Linked DNA regions of Homo sapiens: region 1 is linked to region 2. A link is a loop called in an ENCODE intact Hi-C map of the cell type or tissue named here. Cell type or tissue: IMR-90. All regions are shown on one strand.

The links. Hi-C counts contacts between places; a loop is a spot of excess contacts. Peaks named below come from ENCODE experiments on the same cell type or tissue, not always from the same donor. Only the 100,000 strongest peaks of a DNase experiment are listed, where the experiment ranks them.
Region 1: it touches region 2 in a loop (2.4-fold over the local background); 2 of 110 quality-filtered maps call a loop at or near these places.

Annotation. Positions count from the first base shown.
Region 1 is chr9:3,903,103-3,911,102 of GRCh38, forward strand. The region is part of intron 6 of GLIS3 (GLIS family zinc finger 3); the gene reads right to left. Among named protein-coding and RNA genes, the nearest start is that of GLIS3-AS1, 8.5 kb to the left of the region's middle. In IMR-90, no CTCF peak of the experiment used is centred here; a DNase peak (open chromatin) is centred at 3,859; H3K27ac peaks cover 683 bases.
Region 2 is chr9:4,224,271-4,232,270 of GRCh38, forward strand. The region is part of intron 2 of GLIS3 (GLIS family zinc finger 3); the gene reads right to left. Among named protein-coding and RNA genes, the nearest start is that of GLIS3-AS2, 71 kb to the right of the region's middle. In IMR-90, CTCF peaks have their summits at 1,687, 4,530 (motif pointing left) and 5,167; DNase peaks (open chromatin) are centred at 1,261 and 4,531; H3K27ac peaks cover 196 bases.

The sequences.
Region 1 (8,000 bases), 320 kb before region 2:
TGGGACATCTGGACCTTAAAAGTTTATGTTATCTCCTGTGAGAAGTAACCATTAAGCCCAGGGCCATAAACGCGAAGAAATTCTTAAATTTCCTATATAACACATCTGACTTTCTTCAGACCTCATAATAATACATGGTTAAATGAGGCTCATTTCTTAAAAACAACTTGGATTGTATTTTCTTTCACAGGGATAAAAAAGGTTAAAAAATTTCAGTCTAGTTTATTACCTGCTGTTAGCAGAGAGCAAAGAACTTGCCCTTTACAAAGCCTTGACTGCTCTTTGCGGAGAAAAGTGGAATTTGAAACCACTGATTGTCAATTCACCTATTTCAAAGGACTGCCGTGTTGCATGACACCAAGGACCTTTGTTCACATTGTAATCTATGTGAACGGCGTTCCTGGAATCATTCAGCTCAGCTGCCCTAACCACACTCCATTGGTTCCAGAGTGGCTCTGCCCTGATGTATCCTTCTCATTCATTTGTCGAACAAATATTTATTGGGCCTCAACCATATGCCAGGCACTGTTCTAGGGGCCAGAAATACAACAGCAATCAAAACAAAGACTCCTTCAGAGAAGTTTACATTCTAGAGAAGTCAGATAATAAACAGTAAACTAACTAAATAAATTGTAGAGAAGGTGCCAAGTGCTATGGAAAAAAGAAAAAGAAGATAAAGGTAGATGAGATTGGGAGTGATAGGGGGAATTTTGACCTTTTTGAGAAGAGATATTTGAGGAAAGACTTGAGGAGTTGGAGAAATTAGCTAAGGATGAAGAGCAAGAGAGTTCCAGAAGGAGGGAATTTCAAGGAGGTCAGCATGGCTGGGGTGGGGTGTAACACTGAGAGAGAAGGAAGAAATGAGGTCTGAGGTCACCCTGCATTCCCCAATAAGTCTCTTAGTCTTGGTACAATAGGAAACTCTTACAGGGGCTCCACCATAAATATCCACAGTCTCATAGGCACTTTGTCTCCCCTTCTTTGAGAGCCCATATGAGCTGTGAGGTGTGACTACTGTGCTGGTTAGTTTTAGGTGTTAACGTGCTAGACTTTAGTATCCAGTTATTCAATCACTCATCTAGGTGTGTGACTGCTGTACTGTGGAATTCTCTTGATGGGCTTAACATCTACAGTCAGTTGACTTTAAAAACAGAAGATTATCCCCTACAATCTGGGCAAGACTCATCCAATCAGTGAAAAGCCTGAAGAGCAAAAGAAACTAAAGTTTCACTAAAAAAAGAATAAATTCTGCCTCTGGAATGCAGCATCAGTTCTTGCCCAAGAGTTTTCGGCCTGCCCTACAAATTTCTGACTTGTCAGCCCCCATAATCTCAGAAGCCAATTTCTTGAAATTATTATCTCTCTCCACACTCCTACACACATAATATATAGATATTTATCTTGGTGAGTCTCTTTTTCTGGAGAACCCTGACTGATACAGATACTATTACAATGTGCTTTAAAACCACTACCATATGACCGTTTGTTTCAGGTCAGGAAGGAGAAAGCATCGTGCGGTTGAATCCCACAGAAAAGGGCTGGATGTGCATAGTCAACAGGAAGCACTTTTAAACACTGCATTTCAATTAAATAAATATACACCAATCTCTACAGTGTGTTGGATACTGTGTGCCTCACAACTCTATGGAGTACATACTATTGTGACTTCCACTGTAGAGATGAGAAATCTAAAATAAATTACACAGCTACTAAATGTCAGGCTTGGATTTCGGTGTGTTAGAGGGAATCCCAAATTATGCTCTCAGACATTACATTATACTGGCTCATAAAACAGCCCACCCCCAACTTTCTCCTTGTGTCCACACCACACTACACTGCACAGGCTAACACAGTTTCTCTTCCTCTTATGACTCTTTTTTTTTTTTTTGAGACGGAGTCTTGCTCTGTCTCCCAGGCCGGAGTGCAGTGGCGCGATCTCGGCTCACTGCAAGCTCTGCCTCCCAGGTTCATGCCATTCTCCTGCCTCAGCCTCCCGAGTAGCTGGGACTATAGGCGCCTGCCGCCACGCCCGGTTAAATTTTTTTCTTTTTTTTTTTTTTGCTATTTTTAGTAGAGATGGGGTTTCACCATGTTAGCTAGGATAGTCTTGATCTCCTGACCTTGTGATCCGTCCGCCTCGGCCTCCCAAAGTGCTGGGATTACAGGCATGAGCCACTGAGCCCCGCCTGACTCTTTGATATTCTAGCCGGAAGCCTGTCATTCAGAGCTTGTTCTAGGAGGGAAAGAACCTGGGTAGCCAAGTTCTCTGGAAAAGTCTCTAGCATACCTTATCACCACTGTGTATATTCTGACACCATGCCCTTTAGGGAAAGCGGTCTTTGTTGGAGTAGAGATTGAAGCAATAAAACAGAATGGACCACTTCTGTTTGGTTTTCACTGTCCCCTCCCCTGCAGGTTTGTCACTTGGTTGCATCCTGGCCTAGTAACATGAATGCCTGCAATTGACAAAAATAAAGCATGGTGCTCATCATTCCTCACCATTTGCATCCTAAGCACACACACAGTGGTCCCAGGGCCCCGTCTCCTTTCCCTTGACGATCACCCCTGGTTCTCAGGATGGGGCACTGTCATGGTAACTTTCTGATCCTGAATGAGATGATCTTGACCCAGGGAGTCACTGAACTCAGTATCCCTTGCTAAGACAGGATACCTCCCTTTACTCTTTCTCCTGATTCTGACTTCCTTCCCTTTCTCTTCCTCTTCCCCATTCTTCCACTGTCATTTTTTTGGTCCTCACTCCTTCCAGAGAGCTCAGTCATACTCTGTAGGGATGATGCACACCTCTATCTACATGCTCCCCACATGCTATTCTAGATGTGGAGGTCAGGGAAGGCCTCTGTAGACTGGACATTCTGGGCTGAAACCTGAATGAAGCGATGGAGCAAGATATGGAGAAAGGCATGAAATCTACCGAGGAAACAAACTGATGGGTTCTGAAAACAGTCATTGGAGAGGAGTGAGCAAGGGAGCAAGAGGAAGGGTGCAGGATGCAGGGCTGGACAAATTGCCAGAGGTCAGATCATGTGAGGCCTTCAAGCACATGAAGATTCCGTATTTGCTTTCCTTGTAATGGTGAACCACTGGAAGTGTGTAAGCAGGAAACAAAGTGGTTTATCTTATAAAAGATTCACTCTGATTACTGTGCAGAATACCGGAAGAGGACAAGTGTGTCTGGTTAGGGGCTATTACAACAATCTGGATGAAAGATGCCAACGGCTTGAGGGAACCAGAGGGGGTGAGAAGTGGTCCAGCTGAATTGCTCGACCTTCAAAAGTGCTCTTTCGAAGGTCGAGCTGAATTCACTGTGTAATATGAGAGAAACACAGGAGCCAAGCATGGCCTTAAGTTTTGGCCCGAGGAACAGCAAAGGAGATCACAGAAGGAGCAGGTTGGAGGTAAATCAGCAATTTGGTTTTGAATGTGTTAACACTGAGATGACTCCTGGACATCCAGGCGGAGAGAACCTGCAGGTACCTGCACACAGAGGGTGGGTTCACAGAGCACGATGGGGCCGGACCACGAATACCAACTCCTTGCTGCATTTCTGCCTCAGGCTCTCGTCTCTCACCAATCCATCCTGTGATATCAAATGGACTCTCCTAAAATTGAGTTTATCGTGCTATACTCAAGGTACAAATATCTTCATGTACTGCTTAACACGCAAGTCTCAAAAGGCTAAGACATTAAGCACCTCCATACTGTGACTGTACCACGTACCATAAATGCATATTTCCCTGGGTCCTGAAAAGAGCCTATCTCACTGTCTGCAAACTTCCCACGTAGCATACTATTCATTCTTCCTGCCCGGAACGGACTCCCTCCTCCTAATGTAACTCCTCCAAGATCCTGTTTATGACTCACCTCCTGAATGAAACCTCCCCTGACCAGACCAGTCCACACTGGGCCTCTCAGGGTACAAGAAGAACTGCAGAATCCACTTTCAACACTCCCCTGACCAGACCAGTCCACACTGCGCCTCTCAGGGTACAAGAAGAACTGCAGAATCCACTTTCAACACTCCTGTGATTGGACATGTGCACTGGGGCTTTGTTTCTTGTTATAAATTTAATCTGTACAATTGTGTTGGTCAGTCCACGAGGGCTAGGCTGACTGCCTCTTAATCTTTTAAAACTCCACAGCAGCCAGCAGTGTGGGACCAGCATCATGGTAAATCATTTAATCACTAACTGCCGATTGGATTTCTAAGAAGGAGCCACAATTCTTTATGTAAAGGAAGCTACAATCTCCTAGTTAGTGAATATGTCTAAAATAGACAACGTGATCCTTTCGTAATTTACTTTCCTAATGGAGAATTTTCAAAGATTACAGGTGATATAAATGTGGCAGAAACTACTGATGCCCCACCCAGCGCCCCTCTGATCCCTTCGATTAGCAATGTGCTGCCGCCCCTCAGCTTTGGTGTGTCCGTGCCCCAGTTTCTGTGTACTTTAGAGCCAATGGCTAGCATCCTCCACCCCCCAAACACACACACACACACACAGACACACACACACACACACACACACACACACTACTAAACAGTGCTCCTTTGCCTCAAAGTGAGACAAATGCTGAGACGTTATGTTCCAGAGCTCCCTGTGGGATTGGGCTAGGCTGAGACTACCTGAATTGGCACCCATGCCTTGCTTTTTCCCCTTTCCCCATCCTCTCCTGAGTTCTCTTGCAAGTGCGTCCTTCATAAATCACATGCACCTGAATCCTTGGCTCACAGTGGGCTTGTGGGGAAGGCATTCTAAACTTACTCTGATTTGGTTCAAGAATGTCGAGAGGCAATCAGCAGCACTTAAAAAGATGCTCTGATGAGATTCATTCATTTCTCTCCTGTACCTGCTTTGCCAACTTTGTACAGCAGGAGTATGGAAAGTAGATGTTTAATGAAAGTGGGGTGTTCTGAACCATCCCGGATAATACCAAAAGCCTAAGTGTGGAGACTAAATTAAAACTAAGACCTTAATTTGCCAGAACAATAAGGACTGAAAGGGGCTTCAGATGTCACTGTGTCCAAACCTCCATCTTATGCCCAACTTCCCTGACAGCAACCTGTAAGTGGCTTGTCAGTCTTTGCTGCTTGTTACTGTATAGTAAGGGGCAACGTCCTCATCTTGGTTGTTAGCTGCAATTTTAGACAGCTCCAGTTGTCAAAAAGACTTTTTGTACATTGAGTCCTAATCTAACCCTCAGAAACTATTAGAATTGCTTGAATCCTTTTATTCTTACACCTGCAGGAAGGCTCATGGACATAGACTTGTGACAACTCCAAGGCTCGGAAACCAATTTGTGAGCCTCTGAGTGTTAGTGATTCTGATCTTCAAGGAACTATTTTAGGGCTTAATTTCCCAACCTATCCAGTTGCAAGTAAACAAGTTGGCTCCTTCATTTTTATACAATCTCCCATTATGAAATATTTGTTTAAAATGATAGTTTTTCAACCTTACTAGTGAAATCACCTATCAAGGTTTGACAAGGTTACTGCATGCCGAAATTTGAGCTGCTTCCCTAACAATGCGGGGATTTTTTTCTAATCTATAAAAACAAGGCACCATCAATTGTGATTTGTATTTGTTTTTTTTTTTTTTTTTTTTTTGTACAGGATTATTCTGTTAATGTTTATAAGCCCTTGTAACAAGAGATGGAAATTTTACTCCCGTCATTTTCTCATTTCAGATATGACTGAATAATCGTCCAAGATTAAGTGAGTCAAGTGGAAATAATTAGGAAAGGGAAAAAGGCCCAGATTCTTCAATTTTCAGTTCCATTACATTTTATTCTAGGAGCAAAGGCATTCTGTTAGTCTGAAGCAAGACACACTTCCAAAGAAAACGAGGCACAATCAAAGGCCTTTTGTTTTCCCTGTCTCCAATGAGCACAGTCCATCTGGGCCACGCATGTTTATGCATCACCTTGTAGGGATCCCTTTGTTCTCCAGAAATCAAATGCCACCAAAATATGTTCCAGAAGAAACGAAGCCAGAAGGAAAGACAGTAGGATTTTTTCCCCAGAGGGTTAAGGTTTATTACTAGAACATTCTCATCAAGTGTTCTCTGTGACACTTCAAGCAATGTGGATCTTGTGGAATTAACTCATTGCCAAAAGGCTTAAAAATAATTACAATGAATTAACCTATTATATTAATTACAATTAATTTTCAGTTGAACCTAGGAATTCCATCTCTAGGGGATTCCTTAGCACTGACATGTAGGAAGTGGCTTTGGCATATGATAGGTAATTAATCTCTAACAATCTGCTATCAAATTCATTTCCTTTAGGAATGACCAATTTGCAAAGAGGACCAATTTGCAAAGAGAAATGAGAGTAAAGACTTAGAGAAACGGCATTGGAAGGAATCTCTTTGGGAACAGAAGTGTCCAGTTGGGTGTTCTGAACATCTGTATAGGGGATACCTATTTAGTTAGCAGTGACTCCAAAGGCCCAAAATTGTATCCATAGCTGATTAATGAGCACTCCAAAATACGTGAATGGGTACACATGCTGGGGTATAGCTCAATAAGATCATGAAAAATCAGTGTCAGTATGGACACAACAAAACTAATGATTATTTAGTAAGAAATGATGATTTATGGAAATTGTTCAAAGAAACATAGAATTTCAGAGCAAAAAGGAACTAGGGTCCAAAAGCCTTTCCTGTCAACTCTGTAGCAACACTATCCAGTTGAAATTTCTGTGACGATGGAAAGGTTCTGCACTGCACTAATTGATAGCCACTAGCCATGTGTGACTAATGAGCATTTGAAGTGTGGCTAATGCAACTGAGGAACTTTTAATTTTATTTAATTTTAATTAAATTTAAACTTATAGTAATGAAGTGCACAGCACTACTGCATACCATGGTAGCAGTCCAGCCTTTGTCTAAATCCTTTTGATGACAGGGAACATCCTTCCTTACCATTAAGCACCCTCCATTTAGAAAGAGTGCTTCAGAGCTCATCATTTAAAAAGTTTTGCTTCAAGTTGAACTATAATCTGCCAACTACAGATCCACCCCCCTGTGGTTTACTCCTCACCTCCTCTCCTAGACCACACAGAATAACTGCTCACAGTCTCTTACTGTTTTTTAGTATTTGAGAAGCTTCAAAATGCTGTAGTATCATAGAATTTCAGCCATGGAAGGGGCATGGTTTAGCTTCTTTGTTGAACCTCCCCTCTTAGTGGGTTTTTCTCTAGGCTGAAAAAATTTTGTTTTGTTATTTATTTATTTATTTATTTTGAGACAGTCTTGTTCTGTCACCCAGGATGGAGTGCTGTGGCACAAACATGACTCACTGCAGCCTCAATTTCCTGGGTTTGAGCAATCCTCTTGCTTCAGCCTCCTAAGTAGCTGAGACCACAGGCATGGGCCACCACATCCAGCTAATTTTCAATAATTTTTTCAGAGACAGGGTCTCACCATGTTGCTCAGGCTAGTCTCAAATTCCTGGACTCAAGCAATCTTCCCACTTTGGCTTCCCAAGGTGCTGAGATTACAGAGGCAGGCCAAGTTTTTTATACAGGTAAGAGGACACTTAGGTGGAAAGAGCTTGAGGCTTTTAGTTCAACTACCATGTGATACTGGGCAAGTATATTCACTTTCCTGAGTAGAGTTTCCTTTCTGTAAAATAAGGATAATACCATTTAGTGATCTTGGCTACTTTGAGAACTAAATCAGATAAGACAGAGAAAGCATCTAACACTGCTTGACACACAGAAGTCACTTACTAAAACATCAGTCCCTGCTCTCTCATATAACATGTTATTCCATTCAGCACCTTAATTACTCTCAATACAGAAGCTCAATGGCCTACATGTAAATGACATCCAAATATTAACAGAGTTAACCAGCTGTCTGACCAGGACAGAATAAATACAACAGAACAAACATATCCCTTATTCTAGACTTTCTGTCTCTACTCATACAACCTAAATAGTTAATAGCTTTTTAAAATCCATCTTCCTTCCTTTCT
Region 2 (8,000 bases):
GTCTTAAAAAAATATTCAATCGTGATGATAACCAAGTAAGTAACAGCTTGCTAACAAACTGTGACTATTTCAATGATTTGTCATCTGGCCGTCTCACTGGTGACAGCTTCCAAAGGTGTATGAATGTTTACCATTGAGATGTTCTGTGAGATGTCGTTCATCATACACTGTCCTCTTTATGAGGACTCCCTGGGAAAATCACTATCTTGTGTCTCATCATTAGGAAGAGTTCTGTGCTTCACTATTTAACCTTATGGACACTAAGATTCTACACAGCTGATTGTTTTCTCACCGCATTGGCTACAGGAAAATCCAGAACCAAATCTCTGGCACACCTCTAGCAAATGGAACAGGGCTTACGAGACGCATTTTGAGTCCTAACTTCACCCTTTGTTACATCCCACTTTCCCTTCTCCTATTCCCCCACTTACCTGTTTTTCATCTTTTTCTGTTTTTTTTTTTTTATTTCTATCTTTGAAAGCTGCTTTTAACTGTTTTTGGAACAAAGGAAGTATTTCAAGCTATTTTCATTTACTGACATCAATGTTGAACAGCAAAATCATTCTTTTAGTGACTTGCACTTTTCAAACACTGTCAATATACCAACCAATGTAATGTTCTGGTATACATAATTCTATGCCAAGATTTAGATCACGATTATCACTATGAGTATCGTTATCATTACTACAATATTTTTAAACTATAATAATATACTATTTATATAGATCTTCCTACTATTTTTCTGGTAAGCCTTCACATTTGCAATCTCATTTGACTTGCACAATAATCACACGAGATAGTTAAGCAGGCATTATTACGGCTGTCTTCATTTCTACAGATAAGGAAAATGAGCCTCAGAGACGTTAAGGAGCTTGCCTATATATACAAAGTTGGTAAGTTAATAAGATGAGACCAGTTTTTTTCTTCTAAGTCTTGCATTTTCCCCTACAACTGCAAAAGGTTGACTCTCATATACTTCGCTCTTTAAAATTTTGGCCTAGGACCTGTGACTCAAATGTTTTATTTAGTTGATTTTCTAAGTAGTATAGACCTGCTAGTCAAAATTATACAATTACTCTTTGGTAATGGAACCTCTGCATGATGAGAACTAGACAGCCAAGACACTGGAAAATTTTTTAACCATTAGAAAATGCATGAGTAATTTATTTCCTCCATTGGAATTCAGTGATGGCATTAAGAAAACTCATTCCTGCAACCTAACGAGGAACATAAATGCTTTAATGTGGTCTGCTAAAGTAGTCACACAGAGTAAAACTGCCTCTTGAGTCACTATAACTAGTAAAACCATTTAGTAGTAGAAGATGAAATTTAGACAAGGCAGGCTAAAGAGAAAAGCTAACTAACTGCTTCTTAATGATGAGCTCACGGTACTTCAACCACATCTAAGGGAAAGAATCATGAAGTTCAAACCATATTAATTTCCAAGTCATTGACATTGCTAATGTATGAGAGGGTGAAATGTTGACAACTTGAACTCTTGAGACCTTGAATAAACCAGAGTCTATTCATCCTACGAGTCATGAATTTGAGAAGTAAGGGGAAGACTGCATATGCAATTTTTCTGAGTTTTAATTTCTTCAGGGGAAATGAGGAAGGAGAAGGTCAAAGCAACCCACAACATTTTCTAACTCAACATTCTATGAGTGCAAGAACACTTATTAGCGCCACCTACCTGAAACGTTATCATTTTAACACTGGCCAGATTTTTAAAATATTGCCATGTAATATGTGGGTAATAGGTAATGTTCCAGCACATTTAAATCGTTATTCAGGAATCTGAATATTTTCCTTTAATCAACTTCAAACATACGCTGGTTTAAATTACTAATTCCTGCCTCTGAGACAGTCACATTCACAAAAGTGACTCTTCTCAACAGATAACGTATTGGATACTCAAATTAATTCTGCTTTCCAATATCTTGACAATAAGAAGGAACAGAAGTAAACTGACCTCTTGCTTGGTTAATTATTTTGTTCTTATTTAGATATAGCCTGCATTCTTCCCAACTAAACTATAAAACTCCGTAAAGATAGGTCCATATACATCTTTTTAACAACTTCATACTCAGTATTTCGCATGTTGTCATTATAATAAATATATGTTGAATAAATGAAGAAACTACCAACAGAGACAACATCTGAAACTCAAACAGAAAGACGAGCTCCTCCCAAGAGAAAGTTAGGGTGTGCTATGCTTTGGCTCAAACTCCGCCTCACAGAAACAACCCGACTATGCCTAAGGGGGAGGGAATGGTAAGGTGGAGCTAAGCAGAGGTAAAGATAAGAAAATGATATGGCTTCCTGCTTCCTTCTGAAGTAGAACTCTATAGCATTGCTTCAAAGTTTGGAGATAGCAAGGTCTCAAGAGAAAAGCCAAGTCTCCTTAGCTGGCTACTCCTTATCTGTGTGACCTTAGGCAAGTTACTTAATTCTCCTGAATCTTGGTTTCCTCTACTGAAAAATGAGTAAGGAGTAACAATATTTATCACATAAGAGCTGTTGGTGAGGACGAAAAAGACAGTGGATGCAAAGTTATCTGTTTACACCATGGCCTCAGTAAGTGGTGGCAATTATTATTAATTAGTTTGGAGTAAATTCCTGGAAAACTGACCCATCCAGTTTTAAAGGGAATCAGAATTATTCATGCTTAAGAGGTGCATAGCTGATCTCAGCCATATAGAGATAAATCTGGTGAGAACTAGCAACAGGAGCATCCTGGGAAGGAAAACAAGAGTTCTTGCATGCAAGGGGGAAGCCTGGTGCAGGGAGCGGTCTGTGGAAGAATGACACAGCAGTTCTGGGCCTTTGCTTTGCAGATGGGCACGGGCACAGAAGGAGGCACTGGAGCCTCAGGTCTTGCTGCAGCAACTGGCAACCTAAGCAAGCACCCCTAGTTTTCTCTTCCTCCCTCGGTTGGGTGTTCCATCCTGAGGCAGGTTATTTTACCCCGTCCTAGAAAGACAGGACAGAATTTGCCACACTCCTAAAGATGGTTCTGGGTCACGTTATGTTACCAAAAAAAAAAAAAAAAAAGTAAGTAAGTTACGCCCACACAATGATAGCCTTGAAAGGAAAATTAAGAAAAGCTACCGAAGGTTTTAAAGCAGGACTTATGGAAGAGGCAGTGACTTTCAGATTGTATTGATCTCTCTGATATGGAGCTCCATCCTAGCACAAAGGCAAAATATGGGGCCGATCAGTATTCTCTGGGCCAAAGAATACTCAAAATTCTCTGTGTGCTGTAGTAATTCCATGTGAGTATCTCCTATTGACTGCAAGAGTGACTTGAATCCTGGAAAAGCCAGTAACTGCAAGAGCTTTCAGGAACTCTGGAATGTATAAAGTCTTGGGATAAAGATATACAGCAGACCTATCCGGGACTTCTGTAAGACCAAAGGTTCTATTAAGACAGAAACCCAACATATTATCATGGGATGAAACCACTGCATAAAGTCAGGTGAAGCCAAGGAGCTCTGAACTCCCTTGAGGAAGGAAAAGCAAGGGAGAAGCAATTCTGATTCAATTAAAAAACAATGCTGCTAAGGGTCATAGAATGAAATGTTCTTCACTTCCCATTTCCAAGTTCTGTCCAGGGACCCGAGGGACACAGGCAAAGAAATGGTGGCATCGGAATGTACTTTGTGTTGAAATTGTTTGGGATCACATAATTTGTTGGGATCAGTACATGTCTAACTTAGAAAACTTTGATGAGCCCCACTGTATCCATTTCTCATCCTCAAACCAGGAGAATTTCTCCCCATACTTATAAGAACAAAAGGGAAGGGGCCAGGAGAATCACACAGTTATCAAGTGATCAGGGCCTTGTTGTCAGGGAATACAAATAAAGCAAATTTTTTGAAAGACAAAAGGGTAAAGTAGAAATTCATAAAGAGAAGTCTAAGGTGGCAAAAAAAAAAAAAAAAAAAAGAAGAAGATGGGAACCGCTCTCATGAATGATGATGAATTTAGTTTTAAAATGCTGTTTTAAATGCTGACGGGACCTCTAGGCACAACTGACAAGGGAGTATAGGGGAGGAGTCGGGGCTGAGCCGGAGAGGGGCTGTCCATGCGAATGTAACAGGTGAAGCTCTGAGAGTACATAACCCTCCAGTGCAATGATACATTCTCATATGTGTAGCCAAGACCAAATTTCTACCACGATAAATCTCAAAAGGATGCACCTGCAAAGATCTACTTTGTATATAAAATCATATTCATCATTATAAAATCTCATGTATTAACTAAGTGTCTGGTCTCATTAGATGAAGCTGCAAATACAGCCAGGGCAAGGGAAGAGCTGTAGCATCGCAGTACAGGTACCGTTCTACAAAGTGCTTCTTAATCCCCTATGTATGCATGTATCCATGTGCAAGCCTCTAGGCCTTCAGGTAAACACATCTTTGCTCTTAATAATCTGTGAACACAATATGAAATGAAAAATGATCAAAATGATGATGCTTCCTCTCTACATACAGCCCAAATACAGAAATTGCTGGTGCCACCTATTGTTGAAAACACAGAACTGAAGAGCCACACAGTGGAACTCTGCTCTGTTATCTCTCTGAGTATGAAGTTTCAAAATCTACCCACCAGAAGGGCCAGAGAAAGAGGGTTCATCCTACTCTAAAATAAAACAAACATGTCATGGACATTAACAACTCCTACATAATGCTTTGTTGAGTACAGCAAGATTCTAGCAATAGTTAACTGTTTTAATGTAAAAAATCATGAGGCAGTTTTGTATATATGGATGGGGAATGAGCTCCAAAATTAGTTGTTAGGTGTAAAAAACAAGGTTCATAACAGTGCGTATGATATGCTACCACTGAGGAAAAAGGTAATATCCATGTATAAAAGATGTGAGGAAGGATACATGAGGGAACAGCAACATTGGCCATCTCTGAGGAGGAAGCCTGAAGGCATGGGCTGGAATTAGAGAGATTTGCTTTCGCTGAAATCGCTTTCACTTTGTGCAAAAATTTTACCATGCGCACATACTTTCAAAAGATTTTAAGAATAATTGTTTTAAAGATAAATACTAATTTTGAAAACAATAGTTAATATTAAACTATTGTACATAAAGAAAGAATTGCAAGTTGTCTAACTTTGGTTGGTTAGCATGACCAGAGTTCTGGATCTGAGCAAAAGAGCACAACCTACTGGAATAACAGAAAAGTTATAGTGGGTCTTTAAAAGATTGTAAAGGAGGGCTGGAGAAGTGTCTCCTGCACAGTGTTATCCTTAAACGTAAAGTATTCACGGTACATTTAAAAGTGCCCTGAAGCACGGATATTTTCTGGTTCTCTGGATTTATTAAGATGAAGAAAAAAATATTTCCAGTTTTATTAACATTTGCTTTTTAAAGAGCTTTGATATAAAAAGGTTTTTATTACAATATTACTTCTTATTCAAAAGTAAAAGAAAGAGAACTCTAACAACACATGAAGCTCTTTCAGCTATTTTATAACACATATAAAAGCTAAGTGGAAATTTATACTTGAATACACATCACATCAAATGTCACATCTCCTGAAAATTGGTTCCTGAGAATAATTTCTGTAAACTTACTTATTTCTTAATATTATTCTCCCTAGCTTGGAATAACACTGATATTTACACTGAAGGTGGAGCTCTGAAATTTATTCTGAACATTGCCCAATCAAGGTAACACTAGGAAGAAAGTAAATCCCTTAATTTCTGAAGAAACTTTGGAAGAGAAGGAGGAAAGGACAGGAGACAGCAATAAAATAGTTCCTTGGCATTCCTGGGGAAAGGACTTCAAAGAAAGGCCGACGGGCCAAGTGAAATGGTATAGGTCAGGTCAAGTCAGTCCTGTAAGTTCAAGCTCCAAAACAGCCCCTCTGATCTAAACACATATTTTATATTGAAAATTTAATTTTAAAAAGTGAAAACCAGTAAGCGTCATCAGCCTTAAAGGCCCGATAAATCTCCACCAACTAAGAAAGAAACAGAAATAAAGAAAGTGGGGCGAAGGTCAATGAAATACCGAACTGCAGGCCAGAAGCAGGCAGGGGCAACAGAGAACTGGACTTGCGAGGGGTATGAGAACCCAAACTACCATGTGCTAGATGGGAAGGGAGTCTGGCTCACTCCTTCAAGCCAAAGACTGAGGTAGGGCCTCCTCCCTTCTCTGAAAATACCCAGATAGCCACACATTTGTAAAAGAAAGCGATAGAAAATGATGGAGGACCTATTATTTGGGGCCCCAGGGGTATCAGCAGCTGTGGACCTAGAAAAGAAGGAAAGAAGTCTCAGGAAAAGAATTGAGTCAGGTTTTCTGCTTACTCGATGCATCTGTGATACTGCCCAAGTCATCACAGAGCAGGGAAATATAAGCACCATTATAATACCTAATTATGGACTGCGCATGGGGAACCAGGTGAAAGTAACTGTGAAACTACAAAAGCATCCGTCAAAGAGGGAGAATAAAAGAAATAGCATAAAAAGCAAATATCTCTCAAGTTCAAAATGAACCTGCAAACTAAAATTCCAAAACACATAAAAGAATCTAATTCTAAGAAAGCCAAATCCCCCATCCAATTATAAATTCAGCCCACATGAAATTAATTTCATAGAACAGTCATACAAAGACTTTAAAATAAAAATGTTTAGAGCCAGGTGCAGTGGCTCACATCTATAATCTCAGCAACTTGGGAGACTGGAGTGGGATGATCACTTGAGCCCAGGAGTTTGAGGCTGTAGTGAGCTATGATTGTGACACTGCACTCCAGCCTAGGCAAGAGAATGAGACTGTCTGTAAAAAAGTAAAAAATAAAATAAGATAAATATGTTCAGGATAATGAGATGAATAAAGAAGCATCCATTTAAACAATTATAAATTTATGAAAATTAAAAAGCAGAGTAAGAACAGGTAGATATAAAAAACAATTAAGAATCTTAGAAAATAAAAGTACAGTCAACTGAACTAGAAAAACTCAATGAATGAGTTCAAATCTATACGTGACATATTAAAAATGAACAGTAAATTTGAAGATAATGGCAAGGAGCTGTTATCTTACTTTACCTAAGAGGAAGCATGGGAGAGAAGAGTCTGTTCTCTAAAATTAAGGTTCGGTTGAAAGGCCTGTAAGATAGATTGGCCAGCTCCAATATATATCTAATATCAATTTCTGAAAAGAATGGAAAAAAAATTATGAAGATACAATATTTGGAGAGATCTTCCAGAATTAGAGAAAAAGTCCTTAGATAGAAAGCATGAGCAGGAGAAAGATAAATCCACATCTAGATACATTATGATGGAACAGAAAAACATCAGAATAAAGCAAAACTCTTAAAGGAACAACAATTAGATGCTTAGGAAACGTCTTAAAAATAAACGTCAAGGCCAACAATGTAAAAATCTTCAAAGTTCTAAGGAAAACAGCTGTAAATCAATAATCTTATGACCAACTAAGTATTATTCAATCATTAAGGCAAAATAAGACATTTTCAGGCATTCAAAGATCAAAATTTTTACCAATGTAAACAATGGTCCTACTACTCACAGACCCATATGGGGAATATTAAAGGATGTACTTCAAATGAACTTAATGGAAGGCCTGCAACAAAGCCAATCAACAAAGCCCTGTGGTTGTCATTATGTTCCTGTTAAAGCCCCACCCTCTGATCCACAATAGGCAATTTGCCCAACCAATACTTTTTTTGGGTAACCAGAAAGCAAGAAAAATAATTTCACTCAACATTTAGCTTTGTATAGGATTTGTATAATTTTAACTTGCTGTTTTACAACTCAAAAAAATATTTTTAAAAATGAAACAGACAGGACTGGGCATGGAGACGCACACCTGTAATGCCAGCACTTTGGGAGGCTGAAGTGGGAGGACTGCTTGAGGCCAGGGGTTCAAGACCATCCTAAGCAACATAGCAAGATTCTGTCTCTACAGAAAAATTTAAAAATTAGCCAGGCATGGTGGCATGCACCTCTGTAGTACCAGCTA